3 separate regions of the Homo sapiens genome follow, and regions 2 and 3 are each linked to region 1. Evidence: read pairs that join two places in POLR2A ChIA-PET (ENCODE). Cell type or tissue: PC-9. All regions are shown on one strand. Each heading gives the region's core, and the rest is flanking DNA. Links, peaks and the distances in the headings are about the cores only. Region 1 overlaps ABCC3 (ATP binding cassette subfamily C member 3). Region 2 overlaps NME1-NME2 (NME1-NME2 readthrough). Region 3 holds the start of MYCBPAP (MYCBP associated protein).

Region 1 (10,135 bases), core at 2,136-10,135:
GAAGCTCTTCCTGCATTCTTGGTCAAAGGCTTTGCAGGGTGCTGCTATTGATCTGAACTTCCAGCCCACCGTGGGCAGCTGGGAAGGGAGTGGGAGAAGCTGGTACCTGTGCAGAGTGGGGGGCAGGTCCTGGGCCCAGGTGAAGGTGCCACTGTGTATGGTGATGGCATAGCCTGAGAGGACCAAGGTGGGCAGGGTCAGGGAGGGAGCTCAAGGGATGGGGTAGCCTGCAGGGAGGCTGGGGGGCAGGGGAAAGGAGGACAGGGGAGGAGCCTGGGCCATGGGGAGGGGATCCTTGGGAAAAGGGAGGAAGAAAGGGATGTGGGGAGCCCTGTGGAGGAGGGCGGAGGAGAGCAGAGAACCCGGAAGAGGGAGGAGGTCAGAGTCGAAGCAGATGTGAACAGAGGAAGAAGAAAAGGGGTCAGGAGAGAACAAAGGAAAAGCTTGAAACAGAGGTTTTTCTGGAGCAAGGACTGGGGCAGGCAGCCCAGGTAGGGGCTCTCTAGACCTGGGGAGATGGTCTTTCTTTCCACACTCTGGGGGTCAAGTTCCTCTTGGCTCAGGAATTGCTGGATCCGTTTCAGAGACACACTGGCCTACGGGAGGATGTGAGTCAGCCCTAGAGACTGTACTTTCCCAACCCCCAACCCCTACCCTCGCCCCATCCCCAGCATCCTGGGCTAGGCAGGACCCCCTGAGGGCCCAGACACTAGCACTGGGGTCCCTCCCACGACTGAGTCTTCCATGGCTCCCACTGCCCAAAGAGAAAGTCCAGGTTGGTAAGAGGAGGCTATCTACAGAACTCAGGTTTCCAGACACCCGACCTGACCACCTGTGACTCCAAATGACCCCTGACCTTAATGACCTCATTCAACCTTGAATAGCTCTTCATAATGCTAGCAACCTTCCCTGAATCCAATAACTCCCCCTGATTATCCCTTGCCCTAAGTGACCCTTCCCTGACCCCAACAACCTGTTCCAACTCCAGTAGAGCCCCCAGCCCTACCCAGGGTTACCTGAGTCAGGTTGCTGATTAACTGGGGCAGCATGTTGAGGGGAAGTCTTAAGATATTAAACAAGGACACAGACACAAAGGCCTTCTCGGCGTCCAGCACATTGTTTGGGTCCACGTACACGTACACCCAGAGGGTGATCAGGGTCACCTGAGCAGCGTGGAGGTGGTGTCAGGGTAGAGTCCAATGAGCCCTGGCCATGCCTGGGCACCCAGAGCCCTGGAGGCAGGGACCCAGCCCTGTGCCAAGCCTCACCAGGAAGGGGCTGCACATCCAGGTGAAGGTGGTTGTGGTGTGGAGGTAGGCCGCCGTGCGCAGCAGCTGGAGCTCACCCTGCCTGATGCCCTCCACCTGCTTCAGGAAGCTGGGCTCCCAGGCGTACAGCTTCAGCACCTTGATGCCGTTCAGGATCTCACTCATCAGCTTGATGCGCGAGTCCTTCAATTTCATTTGCTTTACCTGTGCAGGCAGAAAGAGTGTCAGTGGCACACCTGCTCCCTCCCCTGACCTCCTGCTCACAGGGTCCTACCTTCCATCCATTCTCATCCATTGCAGCCATTCCACGCTGCCCACCATTCCTTCTCACAACTCCTTGCTGGGCCTGTGCTGTGCCTTGGCCTGGAATGCACAGCCCCTGCCTCCCTGTGTCCTCTGCCTGACAAGATCCATCTCCACCCTCAGTGCCACTGCACCGGCCTCCCCAGGCAGCATCCTCTGTCCCCTGCCCTGGGTTTCTTCTCCTACTACTTCTTTTTCTTCTTCTTATTATTATTGCTAGTATTATTTATTTTAGAGATGGTGCCTCACTGTGTTGCCCAGGCTGGACTGCAGTGGTACAATCATAGCTCACTGCAGCCTCAAACTCCTGGGCTCCTTTGATCCTCCTGTCTCAGCCTCCTGACTAGCTGGAACTACAGGCATGAACAACCATGCCCAGCTAATTTTTAAATTTTTTTGTAGGGACGAGGTCTCACTCTGTTGCCCAGGCTGATTTCAAACTCCTGGCCTCATGTGATCCTCCCACCTTGGCCTCCCCAAGTGCTGGGATTACAGGTGTGAGCCACCACACCTGGTCCCCTTCCCTGGGTTTCTAAAGCACATTGCACTTTCCTTTTGTTCCATAACCATTCCTTTACATATATGTTTCTCTAATCAGACTGTGAGCTTCCTGAGGGGATGGACTATTTATTTCTCTTTGTTCTCCAAGACCTTAGCCCAAGGTGTGGCACACCAGATTAATGTATTCATTCAACCCCTATTTATGGAGTGCCTACTATGTGCCAGGCCATGGGCTACGTGTAGAATTTGTCACGATGAATTCAGACAAGGCCCCTGCCATGATACAGCTGACGATCTGATGGGGGAGGCATACAATAAGCAAACAATGATCTGAATAAATGCTTAATTATTAATCATTATGTGTGTTCTGATGGGAAATCACAGGATCCTGTAAGAAAGTAATGAGGTGATGGCAGGGAAACTAACTTAGACTGAGACTGGGCAGTCAGGGTGGACTTCTGGAGGAAGTGACTTTTTTTTTTGAGACGGAGTTTCGCTCTTGTTGCCCAGGTGGGAGTGCAATGGCGCGATCTTGGCTCACCGCAACCTCTGCCTCCTGGATTCAAGGGATTCTCCTGCCTCAGACTCCAGAGTAGCTGGGATTACAGGCATGTGCCACCATGCCCGGCTAATTTTGTATTTTTAGTAGAGACGGGGTTTCTCCATGTTGGTCTGGCTGGTCTCGATCTCCCAACCTCAGGTGATCCACCTGCCTCGGCCTCCCAAAGCTCTGGGATTACAGGCATGAGCCACCGTGCCCAGCCGAGGAAGTGACTTCAATGCCGAGAGGTAAGGGAAGGAAAGGAGTTAGGCAGGCAAGAGGGGGATGACAAGCATTCCAGGCAGAGGGAATAGTATATGTGGTGGCCCCTAGAGGTACCCTGAGCTTGGTGCTGTGGAGAAAAGAAAGAAGACCAGACTGGCTGAAACTTGGCCAGTCCGCAGGGGGTGAGGACTTGCAAGGTAAGCAGAAGCCTGCTGAGTCTTCTTAGGGGGTTTGTCATTTTTCCTATGGGCAGTGGGAAGCTAGTAGACTTCAATAGGCCAGGTGTGATGGCTCACACCTGTAATCCCAGCACTTTGGGAGGCTAAGATGAACGGATCACCTGAGGTCAGGAGTTTGAGACCAGCCTGGCCAACATGGTGAAACCCCATCTCTACTAAAAAAAAAAATACAAAAATAAGCCGGGTGTGGTGGCATGTGCCTGTAGTCCCAGCTACTAGGGAGGCTGAGGCAGGAAGATCGCTTGAACCCGGGAGGCAGAGGTTGCAGTGAGCCGAGATCATGCCACTGCATTCCAGCATGGGTGACAGAACGAGACCCTGTCTCAAAAAAAAAAAAAAAGAAAAAAAACACTTCAAGAAATGTTTGCAAATAGTAGACTGAGTGACTGGCTATTCATGCTTAGCACAGTGCAGCGGGAAAACTCCTTGTTAGACCAGGATAGTCAGGTTTGAGTCCCAGCCCTGCCTGATTCTGGACTGCCATTATTTCTCTAAGCGTTGGTCTTCTGCTACAAAATGAGAATGTCAGTAAAACCCTCTGAGAGCTGTGAGGGAAGAGTGAGCTATGGTTTCTGCAAATGGCTAGTAGCCATCCATACTCAGGAAGCAAGGTAGTTGGGAGGCCCCAAGGTTAGTGGACACCTTCCCCCAGGCAGCCGGCCGGGTGCTGCAGGCAGGAGGATGCACCTCTGACAGCACCTACCTGGAAGGCGCGCATCTTCACGGCCACAGCTCCGTTGAGTGGAATCAGCAAGACCATGAAAGCGACTCCAGCCAGGACAGAGGGACCTAGGTTCTGAGGAGGCACCGGTGGATAGATGACACATAGGGACAGATTACCAAAGTCTACAGAGAGAACCCAACAGGCAAACAGAGGCCTGTTAACTTGAAATGTGTAGATGGGCAGGAAGCAAAAGATGGTGGTTGGCCAAACAGATAGAAAGTCAGAATGACCACAACATTTGTAGAAGCAGCCAGCCATTAGATAACGACGACAGGGACAGACAGCAGATATAGAAGGGTGTCCAGACACACAGGAAGGCAAATATAGACGATGACAGCCAGAGTCACACCCACCTCCCTCCAAGACTTTCTTTCCTCCCTGGCTTCTGCAGGAAGGATAGCAACAGATGTTGGGAAGATTCCTTTGCAGACATCAGCATCCTCGAAGTCCTATCCCTCCATCCCCACCAATGCCTAGGGAAGCTCTTGTGTCAATTCTTTTTTTTTTTTTTTTTTTTTTTTTGAGACAGAGTCTTGCTCTGTCACCCAGGCTAGAGTGCAGTGGTATGATCTCGGCTCACTGCAACCTCTGCCTCCTGGGTTCAAGCGATTCTCCTGCCTCAGCCTCCTGAGTAGCTGTGACTACAGGCACCCGCCACCACGTCTGGCTAATTTTTGTATTTTTAGTAGAGATGGGGTTTCACCATCCTGGCCGGGCTGGTCTCGAACTCCTGACCTCGTGATCCACCCGCCTTGGTCTCCCAAAATGCTGGGATTACAGGCGTGAGCCACCGTGCCCAGCCAGCTCTTGTGTCAATTCTATATCCCCTCTGCTAACCCAGAATAACCCTCCTTCTTTTTTTCTGTTTTCTTTGTTTCTTTTTAGAGACAAGGTCTTGCTATGTTGCCCAGGCTGGAGTGTGGTGGCTATTCGCAGGCACAATCGTGGCGCACTGCAGCCAGAACTCTTGGGCTCAAGTGATCCTCTTGCCTCAGCCGCCTGAGCAGCTGGGACTACAAGCATGTGCCATGCTCCCAGTTCCAGAATAATCCTCTCTTGCCACTTCTGCAGCATGTCAGAGGAAGGAGGCAGAGGTCAGGGTTGGAGAGTCACCTGCCAGAGGAAGTAGATCGCCAGGATGATCTGCAGGGGTGCTGACCACAGCAGATTGAGGAAGGGGGCAAGGTCCATGAAGCGCTGGGCATCCACTGACATGAGGTTGACAATTTCCCCCACAGTGGACGCACGTTTGACTGAGTTGGTGATAACCAGAGCCTGCAGGTAGACAGTAGTGGGTGGACTTGGCTGCGAGCCTCTTGCAAGCTGCCCAGGGCCAGCCTTTCCCCTGGGCCCTGCTCCAGCTGACCTTCCTGTAGATGACACCCATGATCCCAGTACGAAACTTCACCCCAGTCACAAAGATGTAGTGGTAATAGTGTTGTAAGATCAGCGACTGCATCATGGAGCACAGGAACATCAGCCCAGCCACCAGGAAGCCCCACCAGGAGGGGGCCATGGGGTTGGAGATAAACCTGATCAGGATGCTGTGGGGAGGAGAGAGGAGTGAGGTGGGCAGTGCTGCCCCCATGGCTGCTCCCTCCTCTGCTGCCCTTTGCTTTTACCCGCAGTCTCCACTGCACCCCTGGCCTCTGAAACCTCCACCCCCTCCAACCTCTTGGGCCAGGGAGGGTCAACCCAGTACTGCCTCAAGACCACGACCTCCTGGCTCCACTCTGCCTTCACCTCGTTCTCTATCCACCATGGACCCTGCTGCACGCCCTATCGATGACGCTCTCACCACCAGCCTCACCTGCCTGCCTTCTTACCTCCTGACATATGGCGGGAAGAAATGCCACGTTTCCATTGACTGGACTTCCCTGCTCCTTCTCCTAGGCTGCTGGGGGCTCTAGATTCCGCCACATGACCACAAAGACTCTTGCCGCTCAAATCCACCTTTCCAAACTCAGTGGCCCCCAGCACTGCCTAGCAACCTTCTCTAGGTCCCTAATCCGCCCCCGCTCTTGGGGCCTTCTTCACCTCTCTTCTCTTCCCTTCAGGCCCATCCCAGCCCCCCACCCCTCTCAGCAGCTACCTGCCTTCTTGCTTAGCCACCCATTGAGAACTCCCTGCCACCCACAAACTCCTTGCCACTCACAAACTGCCCTCCAGTGGCTTGTCCTCCTTTTTCTGGTGCTCAGGCTGTCGGAGGCTGCCCCTGCCCCCGAGCCCTGGCCTTCCTCTGCCTCCTCAGGAACTTGCTGCGCTGTTGCCCCCTTTGCCGCTGAGCTTCACCCTGGCCACCTCTGCTGGAAGCTCTACACCTTCACCTATTGACATGACCGAGTCTCTTCATTGTTGGGACACTCTCCTCTCGACTACATGGAGCCCTCCAGCCATAATCATAGCCAGGCCTCCCCTTCTGTGATAGCTTAAGTTGTGTCTCCCAGAAAGATATGTTCAGCTCCCAACACCTGGTACCTGTGAACGTGGCCTCATTTGGTGAGGTCATATTGGAGTAGGGTGGGCCCCAGTGGCCCCAGCCCAGTGACTGGTGTCTCTCTCTCTCTTTTTTTTTTTTTTTTTTTTTGAGACAGGGTCTCTCTCTGTCACCTAGACTGGAGTGCGGTGGTGCCATCACAGCTCACGGCAGCCTCAACCTCTCAGGCTCAGGCAGTCTTCCCACCTCAGCCTCTTGAGTAGCTAGGACTCTAGGCGTATGCCACCAGGCCTGGCTAATATCTTAACTTTTTTGTAGAGACAGGGTCTTGCTATGTTGCTCAGGCTGGTCTCAAACTCTTGGGCTCGAGAGTTTGACTTCCAGCTAGCTGGGAATCTCCCCTTGGAGGACCCACCAGCACCACTGGCCCCACATGACCAGACTCCATCCACCACCTTGCCCCCCACCCAGCCTCCTCCTCCCACCGAGCCCATCAGCTCAGCAAAAGATCCATCGTCCTCCAGTTACCCAGGCCAGCACCCAGGTTGCCTGGCACTCCTCTGTCTCTCTGGCGCACACGCCCATCTCCCAAATTGCTCCTGAATACTTGTCTCATTCCTGGCCTGGACTCCATCTGACCGGGTTGGCCCACTTCCATCCAGCCACCCTGCCCTACATCCCCCACACTCCTGGCAGGAGATCCTTGAAGCCAGATGCCCCTCCCTGGCTCAGATCTTTCAAGGATATCCTTAGCTCTCCCTCTCTCTGTTTTCCTGCCCCTCCCTCTCGTTGCCATTTCCTCTGCCACTCAGAAACACCTGAGTCATGCTGTTTCAGGGCTTTGTGACTAAGCTGAGGCTGAACTTTCCCCTGTTTCTTCACCTACTTGTCTCTCCAAATTCGTTGACCTCCCAAGCCAGTGGGTGCTTCCTGCTGCATCCCAGGCTGGCTTCTTTGCCCCTCCCGGGGTTTTCCAGACACCCGAGAACACTTCTGCCCCCACTGAATTCTAATTGATTTACACGCTGGTTTCTCCCATAAGACATCAAGACCCTGTCTTATTGAACTCTGTATCCCTAGTATCGAGCACCATTCTGGTACCCTGGAGGTTCAATAAATGTTTGCTGAACAAATTAATGCATGCACGGAGGGGCAAGGAGGTGGGGACTTAGCTACTAGGCAGCTCTCCTTCCCACCCTCTCATTTGAGAGCTCGTTCTAGTCCAAGCCATTCCTGAGACAGATGTTAGAGCCTGATGGTGGGGACAGAGCACCTCAGTCGGAGCTCAGAGTCCTGGACTCAGACCTGATTCCTTCTTTGCTGTGTGCCCTTGGCCAAGTCACTTCACCTCTCTGAGTTCCTGCTTTCTCATCTGTGACATGGGAATGGGGCAATTCCGCATAGGATTGTTGGGAAGATTTAAAGACCCAATGCTTGTTAACGTACACACCACGGTGCCCGGCACATAGTATATGCACAGCAATTCTAAGTTGAATGTGAGTGAGGAAACAAGTCAGGCAATGCCACTTGCCAAAGGTCACACAGAAAGTGGAGCTAGCCTCCCTGGTTCCTGGTCTGGGGTTCTTTTCACTGTACGTTGTTCCTTCCTCTGGGCTAGCCAGCCAGCCCTGCTGCCCAGGGCAGGGCTATAGTGAGCCGGAGTGTGGAGAGACCTGAGCAGCTGTGGATTGATGAAGGAGAGCAGGTCCTGGATAAGCTTGAAGCAGGCACTGATGAGGAAGCTGGAGCCGAAGGTGGCCAGCAGGGCCTTCAGGAAGGAGGGCTTCCGGGGCCTGGGCCGGGCACCCAGCAGCACCTCGTCCTCGCCGGAGGCATTTTTCCCAGGTGCTGCTGAAGCCTTGTGTCTGGTCCAGGGAGGAAGGAGCAGTGGGTTAGGAATGGGGACAGGGGCTCCAGGAAGCCAAGGGCTAGGCTGGGCTGGCTAGGAGTGAGGAGGAGGAAGGAGCTGTTTTCTTGGCTCTCAGAGCTGGGAGGGGAACAGACAGCATAAGAATTGCACAAGCGACTCTGTCCTCAGCTGCCAGAGGGCATCTGAAGGGGTGGCCAGACTGCTACCACAAGGACTCTAAAACCCAGCTATCCCCCCAGTCTGGCCCTCTCCCCGCCTCCCCAGTGCTGGCTCCAGGGAGGACGCCAAGAGGGAAGGTAGATAAGATCAAGGATGGCTGTTGGTACAGCCACCGGGCAGCTGAACAGGGAGGGGGTGGAGTGGCATGGAGGGACTGAGAGGGGGTGCAGCAGGCAGACTGGGGGCCCATAGGTCTTCGTGGAGGCTCCAAGCCATGAAAGCCAGGATACTGCTAACCATGCCCAGCCCCAGGCTCCTCCAACAGCTGGTGACAACCGGAAGCTCCGGGCTGAGCAAACATTGAACTCCTAGGCCTGGATTGTGGATGGGAGGAGGGAGGGTTCAATCCTGGGGTCAGAATTGGGTGGAGAAAGATGATGCTCAGCGTCAGCTCTCTTGGTGAGGCAGTTGGCCAGAGACAGGTTTGTGGTCCTTGATAAGAGGCTGACAGTGGGAAGACCCCTCAGGGGAAGATCATCTCATTCAGCCGCCGCCTCCAGACAGGAGGAGGCAGAATTGGCAGGGGTGTGCTGGCTCCTGGCCCTGGAATCAGCCCTCTCAGTCAGGCAGGGTGGTGCAGTGATATGAGGAGAACCTCTGGGGCCAGCCGGCTCCATGTGGATTCCAGCTCTGCCACCACCAACTTGGGGACCCTGGGAGGCCCTCTGTTAAATTTCTGTGCTTCGGTGTCTCCATCTGTTTTTGTTGTTGTTGAGAAAAGGTCTCACTCTATTGCCCAGACTGGAGTACAGTGGCACAATCTCAGCTCACTATAGCCTTGACCTCTTGGGCTCAAATGATCCTCCCACCTCAGCCTCTCAAGTAGCTGGGACTACAGGTGCACACCACCATGCCCGGCTCATCTTGTTTATTTTTTGTAGAGACAAGGTCTCACTATATTGCCCAGGCTGGTCTTGAACTCTTGGACTCAAGCAATCCTCCTGCCTTGGCATCTCAAAGTGTTAGGATTACAGCTGTGAGCCACCACACCCGGCCCCAGTGTCCCCATCTGTAACACAGGGACACTTGAACCTACCCTTTAGGGCTGTTGAAAAATTAAGTGAGTTTATTTATATCCTTAGGATGGGACCTGGGATGGAGTAGTTGCTCCAAAGTGCCAGCCATTCTCCTGCCCCCACCAGAGCTGGGAGAACTAGCGCCATCCAGGCCTAAGCTTCCCATAGAATGGTCCCGAGGCTGCCAAGAAATCACCTGGTCCTGCTCTGCTTGCCACCCCAGCAATGCCGCCCTCCAAGGTCTACCAGCGTCCTCTGCAGGAGATCTGGGGTAAGCGAAGGGGCTGGGTGTTGGGGCAAGGGGAGGGCCTCACCGTGCCGTCTGCTTTTCCTGCTTCCTCCATGCCTCCAGCAGCTGCTGCACCACCATCTGGGATCTGTCCTCTTCCTTTAGGGACCAGAGGTCCTTCTCCTCCAGGGGATGCCGGTAGCCATAGATGGCCATCCTGGGGGGAGGTGAAGCCCGGCAGGCAGCCCCGCAGAGGGTCAGGGTTTAGCAGCCTGGAGCCAAGGGTCAGTGTCTCCAGGGCCCCAGGGTCTCCAGAAAGGAGGGTCTCCCTCGGGCACTGTGACCATGAAAGGTGTCTCCTTCATTTCCTCAGTGAATAGGCTTGAGGTCACTGGCTCTCCCTCCGAAGTTCCTACCACTACCCCCTTCTCCTCCTCCTCCCCAGGTGTCCCATCTCCTCCCCACCCCAGGCCCTGGTGATGGAATCCACGCTGCCTGGGGCCCTGGGTGAGGACGAGGCCTGGGCAATTTGGCCCCAGCCTCGGGTGCTTCCTCAGTGCTGT
Region 2 (10,135 bases), core at 2,136-10,135, 510 kb before region 1:
TTATGGGGAAATTAAATCATCTTAGCTAGAACATCGTGTTTTGGGGTTGGCATGCTTAGTAGGAGACTTTTTTTTTTTTTTTTTTTTTTGAGATGGAGTCTTGCTCTGTCACCCAGGCTGGAGTGCAGTGGCGCTATATCGGCTCACTGCAACCTCCACCTCCCATGTTCACACCATTCTCCTGCCTCAGCCTCCTGAGTAGCTGGGACTACAGGCGCCTGCCACCACGACCGGCTAATTTTTTGTATTTTTAGTCGAGACGGGGTTTCACCGTGTTAGCCAGGATGGTCTTGATCTCCTGACCGCGTGAGCCACCATGCCTGGCTAGTAGGAGACTTTTTTTTAACTCCATTAACCTCAGCAGCAAAGTTAATTGGATGTAAATAAAGTATCCCAGCTAGCTCTTGCCCTTAACATTAAAAGGGAATGCAAAGAAGCCCTCCTTTACCAACAGCTGGCTCTTTGGAAAATTATTCAACTTTTACTGCAGATGCAGTTGGTAGAGATTTTTATGAATTGGGAAACAATATGTAAGACAGTAATGAGATGGACTGGGCCTCTTCAGGGATTAATTTCACATAACGCATTCCAAGAAAAGAGCCTGATTTCTGCCCTGCTTTCTACCGTAAGTGGTTTGAACAGCTGCTGTAGTAAGCTGGAATTCCTAGGTGGGTGCTCATTTACTATCATGGTGATATATATATATATATATATATTTTTTTTTTTTTTTTTTTTTTTTTTGAGATGGAGTCTCACCCTGTCACCAGGCTGGAGAGCAGTGGCATGATCTTGGCTCACTGCAGCTTCTGCCTCCTGGGTTCAAGTGATTCTCCTGCCTCAGCCTCCCAAGTAGCTGGGAGTACAGGTGCACACCACCACACCCAGCTAATTTTTGTATTTTTAGTAGAGACGGGGTTTCACCATGTTGGCCAGGATGGTCTTGATCTCTTCACCTCGTGATCTGCCTGCCTCGGCGGCCTCCCAAAGTGCTGGGATTACAGGCATGAGCCACTGCACCCAGCATTTTTTTTTTTTTTTTTTTTTGAAATGGAGTCTCACTTTGTCACCTAGGCTGGAGTACAGTGGCGTGATCTCAGCTGACTGCAACCTCCATCTTCTGGGTTCTAGCAATTCTCCTGCCCCATCCTCCCAAGTAGCTGGGACTACAGGCACACGCCACCACGCCCGGCTAATTTTTGTATTTTTCAGTAGAGATGGGGGTTTCACCATATGGGCCAGGCTGGTCTTGAACTCCTGACCTCGTGATCTGTCCGCCTCAGCCTCCCAAAGTGCTGGGATTACAGGCATGAGCCACCGCGCCCAGCCACATGTATTTCTTTGAACCATTACATGCTTCTCGCGAAACTAGTTATGCCCAGAAACAAGTGTCTCAAGCTCAAGGGATGCTCCTGCCTTGTCCTCCCAAAGTGCTGGGATTACAGGCATGAGCCATTGCATCCAGCTAAGGTAATGCATTTTAAATAATAATGCACTTTTACTATTTTTTTTAAAAAAAAAAAGGTTTATTGAAAGCATGAGATGTTCTGAATGATATGTCATTTTCAGCCAGGCGCAGTGACTCATGCCTGTAATCCTAACACTTTGGAGGGCCAAGGTGGGCAGATTGCTTGAGACCAGCCTGGCCAACATGGTGAAACACCATCTCTACGAAAACTACAAAAATCACCTGGGCGTATTTGCACACACCTGTAGTCCCAGCTTCTTGGGTGGCTGAAGCACGAGAATCACTTGAACCCAGGAGGCAGAGGCTGCAGTAAACTGAGTGAACCACTGCTCTCCAGCCTGGGCGACAGAGCCGAGACTGTCTCTCAAATAAATAAATGAGTTGTTACTTTCACACACCTAGCTGGTGCAGGATTAGGACCTAAACTCTCCAGAGGCAGTACTTTTTTTTTTTTTTGAGACGGAGTTTTGCTCTTGTTGCCCAGGCTGGAGTGCAATGGCGCAATCTCGGCTCACTGCAATGTACACCTCCTGGGTTCAAGTGATTCCCCTGCCTCAGCCTCCCAAGTAGCTGGGATTACAGGCATGCACCATCATGCCCTGCTAATTTTGTATTTTTAGTGGAGACAGGGTTTCACCATATTGGTCAGGCTGGTCTCAACGCCTGACTTCAGGTGATCTGCCTGGCTCGGCCTCCCAAAGTGCTGGGATTACAGTTGTGAGCCACAGCGCCGGCCCAGAGGCAGTACTTTAAATCTCACCATAGTCTACTCTGTATTTCTCATTCAGTTCTAACAAATTGAGTCCTAACATCCAAAGCCTTACTCAGCTTTCACCACTACAGGTTGACGTCACTTACCCTCCAAACTCACTTCCTCACATCACTTGGGAAAGTAAAGACAGTTTAAAAAAAAAAAAAAAAAAAGGCCGGGCAAGGTGGCTTACACCTGTAATCCCAAGCACTTTGGGAGGCCAAGTCGGGTGGATCACAAAGTCAGGAGTTCAAGACCAGCCTGGCCAACATAGTGAAACCCCGTCTCTACTAAAAATGCAAAAAAATTAGCCGGGTGTGGTAGCGGGCACCTGTAATCCCAGCTACTCAGGAGGCGAGGCAGGAGAATCACTTGAACCTGAGAGGCAGAGGTTGCAGTAAGCCGAGATCGCACCACTGCACTCCAGCCCGGGCGACAGTGCGAGACTCCATCTCAAAAAGAAAAAAAAAAGGTAAAGCATAGTGGCCGTGGGCATGGAGTCTGAAGACAGCTATCGGGTTGGAAACTGGCTCCTCCTCCACGGCTAGTTATGTAACTTGGCTCAGTTTCCTCCGTTGTAAAATGGGGATACTGGTGCCAGCCACCCAAGAGTCATGAAGATGCAATGAATGCATGTATATAAAGTTCTTTGAACAGCCCTGGCAGAGTAAGCCCATGCTCTGCTGCTGCTCCTAACCGAGGTACCTCCACCAGCATGCATAAGTGTCACTGGTAGCACAGTGAAATGCAGGTGCTCAGGCCCTGCCCCAGACTCTTAAGATGTTAGTATTAAACTCTGCTTAACTGTGATGAGAATGTAGCATATATAAACATATATGAATTACATTTGAAATTGAGGAATGATTTTTAAAATAAACTTATCAATTGTTGACTAGTAACTAGAATCTTTACACATTTTTTTTGTACTAAAACATTAAAAGTATTTCTTACTTCATTCCAAAGGAAAATTGAGCTGTTTTCTCTCTACTCTGTCACTGACCTCAACACTTCTGACACTAGACATAGTGTCCAGCAGACACCAGCTGGGTGTCTTCAATTCTGATACTGTCTACCTGGAGTCAGATCCCATGGGTTAAGGACTCCGGCCCCCAAGACTGCCCGCATTTCAAATGCCAACTGCAAGCCCCAGGTTATGTCTTTGTTCTTCTGACCAATTGGCCATAAATTAAGGGTTCCCATGACCCCCTTCTTAGATTCAGTTAAGTTGCTAGAGAGTATCATAGAACTCAGAGAACTACTACTTACATGTATTGGTTTAATAAAGGATGTGGCTGGGCACAGTGGTGCGCATCTGTGATCCCAGCAACTCAAGAGGCTGAGTGGGGAGGACTGCTTGAGCCAGTTCAAAGCTTGGCCTGAACAACATAGCGAAACCCCCATCTCTAAAAAAATAAAGTATATAGATGGACCAGATGCATGGGGCAGGGTATGTGGAAAATGGCATGGAGCTACCCTCTCAGAGTGTACCACCCTCCAAGCACCTCAGCAATCTGGAAGCTCCCCAAACCCTATTCTGGGGTTTTATGGAGGCTTCATTACATAGGCATGATTGATGGCATAATTGGCCATTGGTGAGCAATTCAACCTTAGCCCCTCTCCTCTTCTTGGAGGTTGTAGGGAGGCTATCCAGGAGCCCCCACAGCCACCAGTCATATCATTAGCATATAAGAAACCTAACATTTGAGATTACAAGGATTTTAGGAGCTGTGTGCCAGGAACCAATGGCAGAGACCAAATACGTACTTATGTCACAATGTCATTGTCTAATATTTACCATAGCAGTATACATAAAAAGCATAGAATTGGCCGGGCGCAGTGGCTCACGCCTATAATCCCAGCACTTTGGGAAGCCGAGGCAGGTGGATCACAAGGTCAGGAGTTGAAGACCAGCCTGGCCAAGATAGTGAAACCCCACCTCTACTAAAAATACAAAAATTAGCTGGGTGTGGTGGCAGGCGCCTGTAAACCCAGCTACTCGGGATGCTGAGGCAGAGAATTGCTTGAACCCGGGAGGCAGAGATTGCAGCGAGCCAAGATCAGGCCACTGCACTCCAGCCTGGGCGACAGAGCAAGACTCCGTCTAAAAAAAAAAAAAAAGCATAGGATTGTTATATATAGGAGTGACATTTAGCTTTTACCAGTTTTTTATAGGAAATATAAATTTATAATTGATTGCAGGTGATAGTGCTACAAATGATTTGTATTGACAGGTGCTATTAACATTTTACAACTGTTCCAATCCAGCAAAATTAACCTCAAAAGCAGGAAATATGCCTCTAGCAACCACTCACTGCATCTAGCCCAGGAAACCAGCATGAATAAGTATCTCACCCCAGGGAAAAAAATTAAGGGGTAGGGTTGCAGAAATATGTACCAACTATAGGCCAAGCACTAGGTTAGCTGCATATACATAATTTCATTAACCTTGAATTACAGTGGTAGATATGTCCATTTCACAGATGTCTTTAGGCTTCCATTTCCTAATAAGTAACTTGCCCAATTTGTAATCAGCAGATACATAAATCTAGAGTATTTCCCTAGTCTGTATGTTTCACTCCAAGTTTCAACAAATCTTTCTTACAAGTGGCCAGGTGCAGCGGCTCAAACACCTGTAATCCCAACTACTCGGGAGGCTGAGGCACAAGAACCACTTGACCAACTAGGCTTGAGCCCAGAAGGTGGAGGTTTCAGTGAGCTGAGATCACGCCACTGCACTCCAGCCTGGGCGACAAAGCGAGACTCTGTCTCAAATAAATAAATAAATAGGCCGGGCGCGGTGGTTCACACCTGTAATCCCAGCACTTTGGGAGGCCAAGACGGGCAGATCACCTGAGATTGGGAGTACAAGACCAGCCTGACCAACATGGAGAAACCCCGTCTCTATTAAAAATACAAAATTAGCAGGGCGTGGTGGCACATGCCTGTAATCCCAGCTACTCAGGAGGCTGAGACAGGAGAATCGCTTGAACCCGGGAGGCAGAGGTTGTGGTGAGCTGAGATCGCGCCATTGCACTCCAGCCTGGGCAACAAGAGCGAAACTCCGTCAGGATCAGATCATTCTTTGACAAGCAGGATTGAGATGTACATAATGCTACTATAGCCAGAGAACCAAGTCACTTCTTTCAGCTCAGTATCAAATAAGCACAAGGAGACAGTGTCCGGCTTCCAAAAGCTTTATTGGCAAATATGCTCTATAAAAGAATGATCAATCCTGTTGCCTCTAAGTCAATGGAATGAAGAGCTGTGTCCAGGGACACACCACGCCGTGCTGAAGGAGACTGCTGTTGTGTCCACCTCTTATTCATAGACCCAGTCATGAGCACAAGACTTGTAGTCAACCAGTTCTTCAGGCTTAAACCATAGGCTGATTTCTTTTTCAGCACTTTTTACTGAATCACTGCCATGAATGATGTTCCTAAGAAAGAAAACAATTACAAGTTGCCATGTTTTAAAGTGCAAAAGTCTGTTTAATGGGTACCGCAATGGACAGCACTCCAGACTCTTTCAGCCAAATTGCCACTTGAAGCAACAGACCAATTTATACCCCCAAAGCATTTCCTTTTAAAAGCAGCTATACAACTGTAAAAGTGCTTGATTTAAAACATTCCTTGTTTCAACTGTATTATGCTTCCAAGTCTGGCCTCCCCATCAAAAGAGTGCTTGTACCCCAAGATTGCCGAAGACATAAAACACTCCTCCGCAAATTTTGGAAAATACAGTGATACTCAAACCCACTGCAGATCAACATCCCAACTAGATATGATGTGTTCATTATCATAGGCCAGCTCTGCTGCATTTTCTTATAACACTGATTTGCAAAGCCCAACCATGACATAACACTGCTTATTAATAAAAATCCCTTTATCCCACTTCAACCTCACAACTTTGTAAAGGTTTTGAACAGACTGTGTACAGGTGAGGGAATCAAAAGGTTAAGTGACACACCCATGGACAAAGTACTCATGGATGTGGCTAGAATGCTTCCCTTCTCCACACCTAGCATTTTTTGCTGTACTACACAGGAATTACCACTTATGGCTCCCTTGTTGTCTTGCTTAAAATTAAGTAACCTAGGGAAGAAGCTATGTGTGAAAGCTTTTTTTTTTTTTTTTTTGAGACGGAGTTTTGTTCTTGTTGCCCAGGCTGGAGTGCAGTGGCGTGATCTTAGCTCAATGCAGCCTCCACCTCCCAGGTTCAAGCGATTCTTCTGTCTCAGCCTCCTGAGTAGCTAGGATTACAGGCATGCACCACCATGCCCTAATTTTTTACTTTTAGTAGAGACGGGGTTCATGTTGGCCAGGCTCCAGGCTGGTCTCAAACTCCTGACTTCAGGTGATCCACCCATCTCGGCCTCCCAAAGTGCTGGGATTACAGGCGTAAACCCCTGGCCTGAAAGCTTTTATACAATGATATACCCAGCCTGAAAGTTTTTATACAATGATAATCACCAACTAAAAGTTCAGGCCAAGTGCGGTGGCTCATGTCTGTAATCCCAGCACCTTGGGGGGCCGAGGCAGGCGGATCACCTGAGGTCAGGAGTTTGAAACTAGCCTGGCCAACGTGGTGAAACCATCTCTACTAAAAATACAAAAATTAGCCGGGCGTGGCAGTGTGCACCTGTAATCCCAGCTATTTGGGAGGCTGCGGCAGGAGGATCGCTTGAACCCGGGAGGTGAAGGTTACAGTGAGCAGAGATGGCACCACTGCACTCCAGCTAGGCAGAAGGAGACTCCGTCTCAAGAAAAAAAAAAAAAAAAAAGGGCACAGATTCTTCTGAAAGTAGGATACGCCATGACGTCTGCTTTAAATGGTGTTGCATAAAAGTCATCCACCCTCCTGTCCCCGGACTTACCTGCCAACCTGAATGCAGAAGTCCCCACGAATGGTGCCTGGCTTTGAATCTGCTGGATTGGTCTCCCCAAGCATCACTCGGCCTGTCTTCACCACGTTCAGCCCCTCCCAGACCTCGAAAGTGTGAAAATGGATTTATAATCAGACCTGCCACTCAGGACAGGTAGGGTCTAACATTTACTCCTACCTGACACGACACATCAATGAGACCGATCAGTGACATGATTATCAGCTAACCCCAGCAGAGAGTAGGGGCCTATATAAAAACTGCATTCCAAACGTATTGCTAGGATTCAAAGAAAAGTCTGTCCAACTTGGGGACTTCCCAGTTTAGCTGAGACAGAGATAAACAATGTTGCAGAATCCTTATGCAGCCATCAACACAGAAGAACTGGTGAAGAAAGGAGAAAGTGGCCAGTCTGGAATAGGATCAGTGGGAAGGGCATCCCAGAAGACTGCTAGAAGAGGGAAAAGAAAGACTAACATGCTAGGGTAAGGATTCCAGGGAACAGCAGAAGGAAGAAAAAGGTGAACAGGAAATAGATCTACTTTCTCAACAATTTCACTGCCTCCCTATTTTACTCTCTCCAATTTTTTTTTTTTTTTTTTTTGAGACAGAGTCTTGTTCTGTTGCCCAGGCTGGAGTGCAGTGGCTCAGCTCACTGCAACCTCCTCCTCCTCCCAGTTTCAAGCAATTCTCCCACCTCAGCGTCCCGAGTAGCTGGGATTACAGGCACACGCCACCATGCCCAGCTAATTTTTGTATTTTTTTAGTAGAGATGGGGTTTCACCATGTTGGCCAGGCTGGTCTTGAACTCCTGACCTTGTAATGCACCCACCTCGGCCTCCCAAAGTGCTGGGATTACAGGTGTGAGCCACCTCGCCCAGCCACTCTCTCCTCATATTCTCTCCACTCCCAAATGGACATTAGCACCATCCAGAAGAAACTGCTTCTAGTATAGGATTGAGAACTTCTTACATCCTTACCTTTGAATTTTTCATGAGAAAATAGGATAAAGTTTTTTAATCTAGGAAACATTAAGGTCTAAAACACTTGTCAAACAGAAGAAATTGAGTATTATTTTTTTTTGAGATGGAGTCTTGCTGTCGCCCAGGCTGGAGTGCAGTGGCATGATCTCGGCTCACTGCAACCTCCGCCTCCCAAGTTCAAGCGATTCTCGTGCTTCAGCCCCCTGAGTAACTGGGATTAACTCCTGGCCTCAGGTGATCCACCCGCCTCAGCCTTCCAAAGCGCTGGGATTACAGGCATGAGCCACCAAGCCTGGCCCGAAAATTTACCACTCTTGCAGGCAGTGAGATTCTATTTAACCATAGAGACATGTACCTGAAAAAGTCCTTCCCATATCTTTTTTCTTTGTCGAGACAGAGTCTCGCTCTGTTGCCCAGGCTGGAGTGCAGTGGCACGATCTCGGCTCACTGCAACCTCCGCCTCCCAGGTTCAAGCAATTCTCCTACCTCAGCCTCCCAAGTAGCTGAGATTACAGCCGTGCACCACCACACCCAGCTAACATCCTTCCCATTTCTAAGGTCTGATTTGCTTTCTCCTCCCAAGCTCCTAGTTGCTCAGTTAAGTAACTTCAGCAGGTTCCATTCATAAAATAAAATTTAGATTAGCTGAGGGAGATGTCTAACAAAGAACACTGAGCACTTTTTCCTCATTTTCTCTCATTCCCCACGAGCACTCACCATGGCCACAACCGGCCCTGAGTTCATGTACTTCACCAGCCCAGGGAAGAATGGTCGGTCTTTCAGGTCAATGTAGTGCTGCTTCAGGTGTTCTTCAGAGGCCTGGCATTGGAGAGGAGGCACCAGTTAGGAGCTAAGCTGGAAAGACTCCAACCCATCCTCTGAACCTCCCATTAGCAAGTCCGGTTTTATATTCTAGCCCACGTTCCTAAGTGGTGTGTGGAAATATATATATATATACACACATATACACACACATAAATATTTTTTAAATCCCATCCAAACCATGAAACTAATGCCATTTTAACAGAAAGACTGTTCTTTTTTTGGTGTGTTGTTTTGGTTTGTTTTAGGAGACAGGGTCTCACTATCATCACCCAGGCTGGAATGCAGTGGCACAATGATGGCTCACTGCAGCCTCAACTTCCAGGGCTCAAGTGATTTTCCTACCTCAGCCTCCCAAGTAGCTGGAACTACAGATGCACTCAACCATGCCCAATTAATTTTTATTTATTTATTTATTTATTTGTAGAGACAGGGGCTTGCTATGTGGCTCAGGCTGATCTCCAACTCCTGGGCTCCACCCACCTCGGCCTCCCAAATTGCTGGGATTATAGGCGTGAGCCCCGCGCCTGGCCAAGACTGTTCTAATCGTAAAGACACCCTCATACCGTCAATGACATTAGGGGTTTTGTAAGCCTAAAAAGTAGGTGGTTTGAGGATCTAGATTTAGGGAATTAAATTTTGGCTGCAACTGAAGTACATATGTCAGGTCATCTGCCTGGCAGAGGTCATGTTAAACTCCCCTGGGCTACTCACAATGCCCTTTTAAATATTTCAGATAATAACTGAGAACATTCTCTTCACCGATGAGCCTGGTTGAATTTCAGTACTTAGATTCTTACCCGTAAGTGTAGGGATTCAGATCTGTGCCCCAAATTTAATGTGGAAAATACACTCACTACCCTATGCTAAAGGAGGAGCACCGCACTGGAACTCGGAGTTTCAGACTAAAGCAAAGGAGATTCCAAGCCTCCATTCTGTGCCTAGGTGGACCCGAGTGGGCAGGCGCAGGGGGTCTGGGGCCCGGGGTTTTTCCGCTCCCTGCTGCCCCCCTGCGGCGGGTGGGCAGGTAGCGGCCCGCGGGAAGGAACCCAAACCCGGAGGGCGAGTCACGCTACCAGCGCTTCACCTTCCCAAGGGCGTCTGTCCCCACCACCCCGGGAAAGGGTCGGCGGGCCCAAGCCGCCGTGGGCGGGGGCAGAGGGCAAAGGGATTTCGCGGCAGCGAAATGAACTCGGAAAGCAGACGCGGACAAACCGCCGCCGGGAGGGAAAAAC
Region 3 (10,135 bases), core at 2,136-10,135, 160 kb after region 1:
TTTCCAAGTGATTAAACGTCTCCAGATGTGTGCTTTTTACTGGTGGGTGCACAATTACCACGTGTCAATAGAAACTTTCAACACTGCCGAAGATTTTTGGGGGCCAAAGCTCCCATCCCTTCAGTGATAGAGAAGCTAATCTTTCATGTTTGCTTTAGATTGAAATAGTAAAACTCTGGTCTAAGGTTATTCTGAGAAAGTTATCTTTAATGTAGTCCAATAAATGCTCTGTTACTGCATACAGTCAGGGAGTGGTATGTTCTAGTTATTAAAATATTCATTAAAATGATATATACATCTTTTTTTTTTTCTTGAGATGGAGTCTCACTCTGTCCCCCAGGCTGGAGTGCAGTGGTGTGATCTCAGCTCACTGCAACCTCCGCCTCCCGGGCTCAAGTGATTCTCCTGCCTCGGCCTCCCGAGTAGCTGGGAATACAGGCATGCGCCACCATGCCCAGCTTTTTTTTTTTTTTTTTTTTTTGAGATGGAGTTTCACTCTTGTTGCCCAGGCTAGAGTATAATGGCGTGATCTCGGCTCACTGCAATCTCTGCCTCCCAGGTTCAAGCGATTCTCCTGCCTCAGCCTCCCAAGTAGTTGGGATTACAGGCATGCACCAACATGCCTGGCTAACTTTTTGTATTTTTAGTAGAGGCTGGGTTTCACCATGTTGGCTAGGCTGGTCTTGAACTCCTGGCCTCATATGATCCACCTGCCTCAGCCTCCCAAAGTCCTGGGATTACAGGCATGAGCCACCGCACCCGGCCGCCCAACTATTTTTTGTATGTTTTGTAGAGACAGGGTTTCACCATGTTGGCCAGGCTGGTCTCAAACTCCTGACCTCAGGTGATCTGCCCACCTCGGCCTCCCAAAGTGCTGGGATTAGAGGCATGAGCCAGTGCGCCCAGGGATATATATGTATCTTAAAGTTAAATTGCTCCTCGAGAGTGCTTACCAAGCCCCTTCTATGTGCTATAAACTACAAAGATGGTATAAAAGGTTAAGATATGGCTCCTTCTCTTGAGGTACTGAAAAATGTGACAGGAACACACACCAATCATAGCTAGAGGAGTTCCTACATTTGCGGTACAGGCAATAGGTTTGGTTAGACATCAAAAAAGGAACAGATCCATGTGGATTACACAGTTCAGGGCTCTGAAGAAGTGTTCAGAGGAACAGCTGCAGAGGTGGCTCCACAGGCTGAGGCAGGCTGCAAAGGAGAGGCAAGCTTTGCACAGGTACAGCGGCAAACCAAGATGCTCCAGGTGAAGTCAAAGTCCAAGCAAAGCAAGGGGCAGGGCTGAGCATGGCACGTGAGTGGCACGATAACACAGAAAACTTGCTGGGGGGCCGGGCGCGGTGGCTCACGCCTGTAATCCCAGCACTTTGGGAGGCCGAGGCAGGTGGATCACGAAGTCAGGAGATCGAGACCATCCTGGCTAACACAGTGAAACCCCGTCTCTACTAAAAATACAAAAATATTAGCCAGGCGTGGTGGCGGGCACCTGTAGTCCCAGCTACTCGGGAGGCTGAGGCAGGAGAATGGCGTGAACACGGGAGGCAGAGCTTGCAGTGAGCCGAGTTTGCACCACTGCACTCCAGAGCCTGGGCGACAGAGCAAGACTCCGTCTCAAAAAAAAAAAAAAAAGAAAACTTGCTGGGGAGGTGGAGAGGTGGTGATGTTGGGGATGAGAGGGAAACCAGGGCATGACAGCTTTGTAAAGCATGGCTCAGGCATCTGATCTTTGGTTCAGGGGAGTGAGTTGATGACAGGTGCATTTCAGAATGATTCATCAGATGAAGAGAGCCAGATGGACCGGAGAGGCAGAGGCAAGCTGGGGAGACCAGGGAAGGAAGAGCCCCAGGGATCATTTTAGGACCTGCAGGAAGACTCCACAGGGCTGAGGTATGTCTGACTACTGAGCCTATACAGGCCCAGCTCTTTCTGGTTCTTTGGTCTGGAATCCCAAGCTGATAGGGCTCCTAGTGAGCCACCCAGCTGACATTTCTCCCTTGATGCTGACAGTGAGGGGTAAAAGAGACCACCCCGCTTGCACGGGGTAGTCAGTCTCTTGTCGGAGCTGGACCAGAGGGCTGGAAGCAAGGTGCTCAGGTGGGGGTAGGAAGCGAGATACGGAGCGGGGAAACTATGGAGGGAGAAGAAACCCGGACTCTATTTCTTCTGCTTCTTGTTTTATCTAAGTATTATTCGTTTTTAGTGTTGATTAAAGTCTTTGGGAAATTCTGACCTTAGGGTTGGGCTGGGGGAACCATGGAGGGGCTGTCCCTACTAGGGCAGAGCTTTAATTGGTTGGGGAGGGGAATCTAATATTGCTAGGAGGGTTCTTGGTTTCTTAGCAACAAGACAGCGGTGGGGAGGTGGTGCATAGCAGGAAGGGAGGGTACTAGGACTCAAAAGGGCTCTCAGGTCCCGAGAAACAGGTTTAAGTCACTATTTTTGCTTTCCTTTTTGCTTATGAGTCAGAGACTTTGGAGAAACATCGCACAAGGTTACAAAATGACACTGGGTCATTAGCTGCCTTGTATGGGGGCTGGGGGAGAGTACTGCTCTACAACATTAGAGGCTCCCCTGAGATATTTTTAAAAAGATATCTTGCATGCTAAACACTTCATTTTTTTTCCCTCCTCACTCTGGTGCATGTTCTTAACTCAAGGGTTAATTAACAAACTAAATTTTCTGCTTATTAAAAATAAATATGCAGTGAAAAATCTTTCCTTGATTTGTTTACAGCAGTTCAAATCTGATACGATCTCCCAGAAACTATGTGAGCAGGAGGCAGTGGCTAGGAAAGCCCTTGACTGCCCTTGTGAAAGGAGACCAGATATTCCCTCTCTCTCAACTATTAAAAAGTATGTCACGGGCCAGGCACGGTGGCTCATGCCTGTAATCCCAGCACTTTGGGAGGCCAAGGTGGGAGGATCGCTTGAGCCCAGGAGTTTAAGACCAGCCTGGGCAACTTGTCTCTACAAAAAAAAAAAAAAAAAAAATTTGCCAGGCATGGTGGTGTGCACCTGTAATACTAGCAACTTGGGAGGCTGAGGCAGGAGGTTCACTTGAGCCCAGAAGTTCAAGACTATAGTGACCTATGACTGTACCACGGCACTCCATCCCGGGTGACAGAGCGAGGCCCTGTCTCAAAATACATATATATATATATATATATATATATATATATATATACACACACACACACACACACACACACATATATACACATATACATAATATATATAAAATACATACATATATATATATAGTATGTCATAAAACAGCATTGGACTTTTATTTTTTTAATAATGGGGGTCTCACTGTGTTGCCCAGTCTGGAATGCAGTGGCTATTCACAGGTGTGATCATAAACTCCTGGCCTGGAACAATCCTCCTGCCACAGCCTCCTGAGCAGCTGAGACTGCAGATGTGCACCACCATGCCCGGCTCAACGTTGGACTTTTATACGTGAAGAAACATAAAGCCATACTGAAAAGCGACTAAGCTCCTGTTAGTTTTCTGAGGGTCCCCTCTCCTCACAATGAGCTTTCACAACTCTGAGGCTGGGTCTCCCCAGGGCCTGCAAGAGCACATCCAGGCTTTCTGACCTAGTACATAAAGCCCTTTCATGGTCTGGCCCCTGACCTACCCACCTGTGCAGCCTCTTCTGGTTCCCACATTTACAGTTCCATAAACTCATGCTGCTTCCTAGACCTAGAGAAGCAAACCTCTCCTTTTTTTTCTTGTCTGCCATAGATGTCACCTTCTTCAGAAGACGTACCCCTACAACCATCCCTGGTCTGGCTCAGGTGCTCTGAGCCCCCTTAAGCCCGATGGGCACCTACATCACAGCATTTGTATTTCTACCTTTGTCAGGTTACTCCTCCAGGTGTTCATTAGACTGAGTTTCTTGAGGACCAGGGTCACACAGTTAATACCGATACCCTTCTGGTGAGCCACAGTACCACACAAAATCAGCTCTCAGTAAACAAAAATAGGCTGGGCGCAGTGGTCCATGCCTGGAATCCTAGCAGTCTGTGAGGCCGAGGCAGGAGGATCGCTTGAGGCCAAGAATTTGACACTAGCTGGGGCAACACAGCGAGAGCCCTGTTTACAAACACACACACACACACACACACACACACACACACACACAGAAAAAAAAAGCTAAAAATTAAATTTAAAAATAAATAAATGGAAACAGCCAAAAAAGATCAAAAGGGGGTGGGTTGCAAGTGAGAACATGTCCATGGAAGTCAGTCCGCTATCAGACGCCCTGTGGCTCTCCCAGGTGCAACCAGAAGAAAGCTGTAGAGGGTAGGAAGCAGTCATATCTAGCGATTCTTTCCAGGCTAAAGGAGCTGGATAAGTGTCATCCAGCTGGAAAGTGCACGTGGTAGGAAAAGGCAGTCAAAAAGAGAACTAGCCAAGCAAGGCCTTTCTTCTGGGTTTTTCCAGCAGGAATCCTAAGTGACGCCTGCCCCGCTCCCCGACCCTCCTCTACCAAATAATCCCATCAAGGTGGCTGGTTTCAACACTTCATTCTTTCCTCTTCCCAAGGACCCCAATTCCTGGCCCTTCTACCCTTAAACTCTTTCCTGGCTCTTCTGCACTTCATCCAGTCCGGGGATCCTGCCTCCTGCATGCCACCCTAAGATGTGGTTAGAGGTAGCGCAAGGCCATCTCCCCAGCCAGTGGTCCCTGAGGCCCCTCTGTCAGTCTCCCACTTCCTATGTCCCCATCCCCAAGGCCCAGTGCGCTGTAGGCTCTTCCTGCCTTGCCCCCCATCCCTAAGGGTCCTATGCCCAGTACCCCACTTCCCCGTGATCTTTCCTCCATCCCTGGTGCCATCCCCATCCTCCAGGCCCCGTGTCCTGAACTCTTTCCGGGGACCGCTTCCCCTCTCGGGTTCTCCCGAGCGCCCAAGGCAGCCAGCGCCAACCTTTGACATTCTCTGAGGCCTCTAATAATCTGGTCGGAGTTATTCTGAGGCGGGAATCCTTCTTTAGAGACTTCATGGTGCCGCCCGGCACCATGAAACGTTGCCCTGCACCGCCGGCCCAGAGACACCGAGGCTGCGCCGCACCCGCCAGCCAACGGCCGCCACTGCGTCCACAGCAACCGGTGCCCCGCGCGGGGGCGCGCATCCACCGATCAACTTGGGCGGAGACGGCTTGGAAACCTCCTTCTTCATCGGGCCGCGCACGCGCCCGCCGCCGGCGGCTTCAAGAGCGACGGACCCCTAGAAAGCCCTGCGGGCCCGGCCTGTGACGCCACAGGCGGCGCCGACGAGCGCCGTGACGTCACCAGCCGGGCGGGGCGGGGCGGGGGACCCGGGCGAGGACCCCCGCGAGTTGCGGGAGCCGAGGGCTGGGTGGGAGTGGCTGGCTGGTAGGGGTGCATGACCCGCCTCGCCCCGCCCTGCTGCTAGGCCACGGGGGGCGGGTGGGGCGTCGGGGGTGCCAGCCCCTGCTTCCCGCCTTCCTCGACTAAGGCCACATCCTGTCGAGGGACCTCCCTCTGCCCCCCTCACAGCGGTTCTGGGGGGGGATCGGGCCTTTCAGGACGTGCTGAAACCCCTTCGTGGCGTACCGTAGGTTTTAGGTGTCCCTGCCTGCCGTCCCCAACTCGCACCAACGCGCCTGGAGACCTCCCGGGTCCACGCTCGCTGCAGCCACTTTGGCCTTTCATCACTTCCCAAACCAGCCAAAACTTTTGCCCTGACTTGGGGCATTCTCACAGTCCTTGGAGATGCTGCCTCTGATTATTTTAAGTTTATAAACGCACCCGCTTTTTTCGCCTTCCCCTGGAGCCCTGAGGCATTCTGGGATTATTTCGGTTTTTTGTGTAGTTGCCTATTGTCAAACTGGCTCTCAGAATGTATGAGAGCAGGAGCTGCCTCAGGCCCTGCCCCCAACCCAAAGTTTAGCACTAGTAGTCAGGCAGTAAATTGTACCTCAAATAGTGAAGGGGTTCTAGAGCCAGACAATTGGGTTCTAATCCCAGCTATGTCGGCTTGTTAGCTGTGTGTTCTTGAGCCAATGCCTTGACCTAGAGAGCCGGTTTTCTCTGCTGGGCACAGTGGTTCAGGCCTACAATCCTAGTGCTTTAGAAGGCTGAGGCAGGAGGATTGGTTGAGGCCAGGAGTTCAAAATTGACCTGAGCAACGTAGGGAGACTCCATTCTAAAAAAAAAAAAAAATTTTTTTTTTTTTTTTTTTGAGACGGAGTCTTGCTCTGTGCCCAAGCTGGAGTGTAGTGGTGCCATCTCGGCTCACTGCAACCTCTGCCTCCCAGGTTCAAGCGATTCTCCTGCCTCAGCCTCCTGAGTAGCTGGGATTACAGACGAGTGCCACCATGCCTGGCTAAGTTTTGTATTTTTAGTAGAGATGGGGTTTCACCAGTTGGTCAGGCTGGTCTCGAACTCCTGACCTCGTGATCTGCCCGCCTCGGCCTCCCAAAGTGCTAGGATTACAGGCGTGAGCCACCGTGCCTAGCCTAAAAAAATTTTTTTTTAATTAGCTGGCTTTGGTGGCCCACACCTGTAGTCTTAGCTACTCTGGAGGCTAAGGCAGGAAGATTGCTTGAGCCCAGGAGGTCCAGGCTGCAGTGAGCTCTGATTGCACCACTGTACTCCAGCCTGGGCAACAAAGTGAGATCCCCATCTCATACATCCATACATACATATATACATACATAAAATGGAGGTCATAATGCTGCTCTCACAAGGCCACTGCCAGGGTTAAATGAATATGTATGTATTTCTTTTTCTTAGCGAGTATCTCACTCTGTTGCCCAGGTTGGAGTGCAGTGGCACAATCATAGCTCACTGCAGCTTCAAACTCCTGAGCTTAAATGATCCTGCTGCCTTAGCCTTCCGAGTAGCTGGGACTACAGGCATGTGCCACTGCACCCAGCTAATTATTAAATTTTTTGTAGAGACAGGGTCTTGCTATGTTGTTCAGGCTGGTCTTGAACTCGTGGGCTTAAGCGATCCTCCCGCCTTGGCCTCTCAAAGTGTTGGGATTACAAGCATGAGCCACCTCACCTGGCCTGAGTGTGCATTTAAACTACGAAACAGGGTGCCCTCCATAAACTGTAGTATCTTCTCAGTCAATTCTCAAAATCATGCTGGGGTTGAAGGGAGGGGACACATTATAAGCCCATTTTACAAACGGAGAAACTGAGCTCCAGAGAGAAGGGTGTAATGTCACCTGACTAGCGGGAAGCACAAATTGAACCTGGTTTTCTAAAGTCCAAGGCCAGGGCTCTTTGAACCCTGTCTCCTGGGACATTTCTGAGTTTGCAAGAGCTGCCCCAGACAGCGGAGGAGCTAGAGACGATGCCAGCAGTGCTGGTGAATCCCTGAGTTCCCTGTGTGTTGCCCGTTGCTGGGTCCTGCTCCAGGGCCATGGCCCCTTCTTCACACTGCTCTAGACCTTGCTCTCCTTATGACTGAGGCATCCTCCACGGACAGCCCCTCTCCTGCTCTCCGAGGCCCAGGCTCTGGCTTCCCTCTACCCTCTAGAGAATCCCCAGTTCCGTTTACTTCGCGACTGAGCACTTATGATCCAGCAGGCTAGGTGCTGTGCCATGTGGGTCCTCCAGGAAGCAAGCACTGAGATGAACATAGGACCGCAAGAGGTTTATTGCGGAGAGAGGGGGTAGTGGCAAGGCCGGTGAGGGAGAGGAAGCAGGAAAGGGCTGGGAGAGCCTCAGACTGTGCTGCAGATCTAACAAAGTCTTGGCCAACCCAGCATGTCCTCTGGGCAAAGAATGTTTGTTAGAAGTTGTCAGCTAACTGCCCTCCTTGAGGGTGAATGGCAAGTTCTTTCTTGAAGGGAGACAGGAATGGCTCACCTCCGTGGCTGTCCCAGAAGCTCTGTAAGATATGGAGGAAAATAAGAAACATTTCCTCTTGCCCTCTAGGAGCTCAGAGTCCACTCTAGAGCAAAAGACAAACGCTCATGAAACTCTAATCCGTGCACCCAGTTTCAGGAAGAAGGCCTTTTAACTTTGGGAAGTTACACAGCTTGTGGGTGGCATGTTTGGGAGCAGGACAGAGGCTTGGGGATTGTGACGGGAGGGTTTGGTGACCAAAGGACAAGGGAAGAAGCAGGTAGGGGAGTATGTGGTCAGGCAGGCATGCAACCTGGCTGGGCTCTGCCACCAGCCCCTGAGTGACCTTGGACAGGTCTCACCCCCTGTCTGTGTCCCAGTATCACCATCTGCATCATGACATGAAGGGGTCCAGACCAGATCAGAGCTGCTTCACCTTTTGAGAAGCCAATCAAACCTAGGAATCTTCTCCTGAGAAACGTGCATTTGACTTTTTTTAAAACTGTTGTAAAATACACATAACATAAAAGTCACCATTTTAATATATTCAACTGAGTGACATTTAGTACACACACAATGTAGTGCCACCATCACCACTACCTACACTACCTACATCCAGAATGTTTTCATCATCCCCAAAGGAAACCCTCTACCAGTCATTCCCCAGCCCCGACCCCCATCCCCTAACAATCGCTAAGCTCCTTTCTGTCTTTACTGATTTGCCTATTCTTGATACTTCATATCAATGGAATCATACAATATTTGGCCTTTTCTGTCTGTTTTTTTTTTTTTCACTTAACACGTATCAGTGACTCCATTCCTTTTCGTGGCTGAATAATATTTCGTTTATGGGTATACTGTATTTTGTTTATCCATACATTTGCACATCTGATTTTGCACATGACTTTGTATTCAATTCCAGAGATTCCCTGAAGCTCACTGATGTGCGACTGGGGTGGGGGTAGAAGAAGGTCAGAGTGCTTTAGACACAAAGTGGGGTCATTTGAAAGTAGATTTCCAACTCTAATGTGTGAGCTCATGGGGTAGTCATTAGCTGCAATTTAGGAACCACAGACTGGATATGAGGGGGGCCTTCTTAGAGGAGGTAGCACTTCTTAGAGGAGGTGGGCCACTAAATAAAGAGTTCAATGGGTAGTTCAGGGGGCAGGTACTCCAGGTGAGGACACAGAAGGTACAAAGGCCTGGAGGGGGCTGGGCATGATGGCTTGTGCCTATAATCCCAACACTTCGGGAGGCTGAGGCAGGAGGATCACTTGAGCCCAGGAGTTTGAGACCAGCCCGGGCAACATAGTGAGACCCCGTCTCTACAAAAAAATTTCTAAAAATTAGCCAGATGTGGTGCCATGCCCTTGTGGTCCTAGCTACTCAAGAGAGTGAGGTGGATGCATTGCTTGAGCCTGGGAGGTCGAGGCTGCAGTGAGCTGTGATTGCGCCACTGCACTTCAGCCTAGGGTGACAGAGCAAGACTCTGTCTCAAAAAAAAAAAAAAAAAAAAAAGCCCAGTGTGTGTAAAGCACAAGCTCAGATGACAGCATCGCTTCACCAGCATAGCTCCCGCAGTCTCCTCCCAGCGCCACAACTCTGAGCAACTTCCTGGAGCCCAGGGAGGAGGAGGTGGTGGCTAGGTTGACAGAGGACACGGCATAAATTATTGCTTCATGTCTCTGTTTATTTCCACCCATCCAGGTGCTGAGCATGTCGTCAGCTACTCCTAAACAGCCTCCCTAAATAGAAAGCGCATTTCCTCCACAGACCGCATCATCCATTTCCCAGGGACAGCCACCCTCCTAAAGACTGAGGCTCGGGGTCATCTATTCTCCAGCCCCTCACATCTGATCCCCCTCCCGGTTCATCCTGCCACTCTGTCTCACTTTCGCATACCCACCTGGCCTGCTCCCCTATTGTTTCCATTGTGCCTCCCCAACCAGGTCTGACCACCCCCACACATAGCTGGCTGATGCCCCTCACATCTGCCCTCACCCACTCACATCTGGCAGCTGCACCCCTTAAACAATGCATCACATCACTGCCCTCCTTACTACAACCTTGCTCAGCTCACACTCAGCAGGAATCTCACATTCTTCTTAGCCCCAAACACAGGACACAGCTGGACTCTGCTCCCAGAATGGACTGACTTCAGCTTCAGGGATGACACAGAGACTCTGGGACCTTCTTAGGAAGGACACAAGGAGGGATTTTCAGAGGCTTTGGAGTACAGTGTGTGTTTGCTTCTCAACTTTGCCCCCACTTGGGCTGTCTGCTTTAGAGT

The links. Peaks named below come from ENCODE experiments on the same cell type or tissue, not always from the same donor. Only the 100,000 strongest peaks of a DNase experiment are listed, where the experiment ranks them.
Region 2: POLR2A ChIA-PET joins it to region 1 with 16 read pairs; 2 of 35 experiments call an interaction of 5 or more read pairs at or near these places.
Region 3: POLR2A ChIA-PET joins it to region 1 with 26 read pairs; 6 of 35 experiments call an interaction of 5 or more read pairs at or near these places.

The regions. Positions count from the first base shown.
Region 1 is chr17:50,658,891-50,669,025 of GRCh38, reverse strand. It overlaps ABCC3 (ATP binding cassette subfamily C member 3), which reads right to left. Exons shown (of 31, transcript NM_003786.4): 7 at 9,658-9,789; 8 at 7,912-8,103; 9 at 5,168-5,345; 10 at 4,915-5,076; 11 at 3,781-3,873; 12 at 1,269-1,472; 13 at 1,017-1,163; 14 at 509-596; 15 at 107-173. Among named protein-coding and RNA genes, the nearest start is that of ABCC3, 29 kb to the right of the region's middle. RefSeq lists enhancers at 5,997-6,978, 6,641-7,840. In PC-9, for the core only: a CTCF peak has its summit at 7,694; DNase peaks (open chromatin) are centred at 7,035, 7,375 and 8,215; H3K4me3 peaks cover 1,401 bases; H3K27ac peaks cover 5,591 bases.
Region 2 is chr17:51,167,004-51,177,138 of GRCh38, reverse strand. NME1-NME2 (NME1-NME2 readthrough) reads right to left here. Exons shown (of 9, transcript NR_037149.2): 7 at 8,796-8,897; 8 at 7,090-7,202; 9 at 5,395-5,652. It overlaps NME2 (NME/NM23 nucleoside diphosphate kinase 2), which reads right to left. Exons shown (of 5, transcript NM_002512.4): 3 at 8,796-8,897; 4 at 7,090-7,202; 5 at 5,395-5,652. The coding sequence ends at 5,535. Among named protein-coding and RNA genes, the nearest start is that of NME2, 5.7 kb to the right of the region's middle. RefSeq lists silencers at 5,704-5,904, 9,798-9,997. In PC-9, for the core only: CTCF peaks have their summits at 9,681 and 9,884 (motif pointing left); no DNase peak of the experiment used is centred there; H3K4me3 peaks cover 1,367 bases; H3K27ac peaks cover 711 bases.
Region 3 is chr17:50,503,565-50,513,699 of GRCh38, reverse strand. It overlaps MYCBPAP (MYCBP associated protein), which reads right to left and starts at 5,261. Exons shown (of 19, transcript NM_032133.6): 1 at 4,950-5,261. The coding sequence starts at 5,025. RefSeq lists silencers at 2,205-2,294, 5,266-5,555 and enhancers at 2,395-2,594, 5,036-5,165, 5,186-5,245. In PC-9, for the core only: no CTCF peak of the experiment used is centred there; DNase peaks (open chromatin) are centred at 2,459 and 9,449; H3K4me3 peaks cover 1,581 bases; H3K27ac peaks cover 1,867 bases.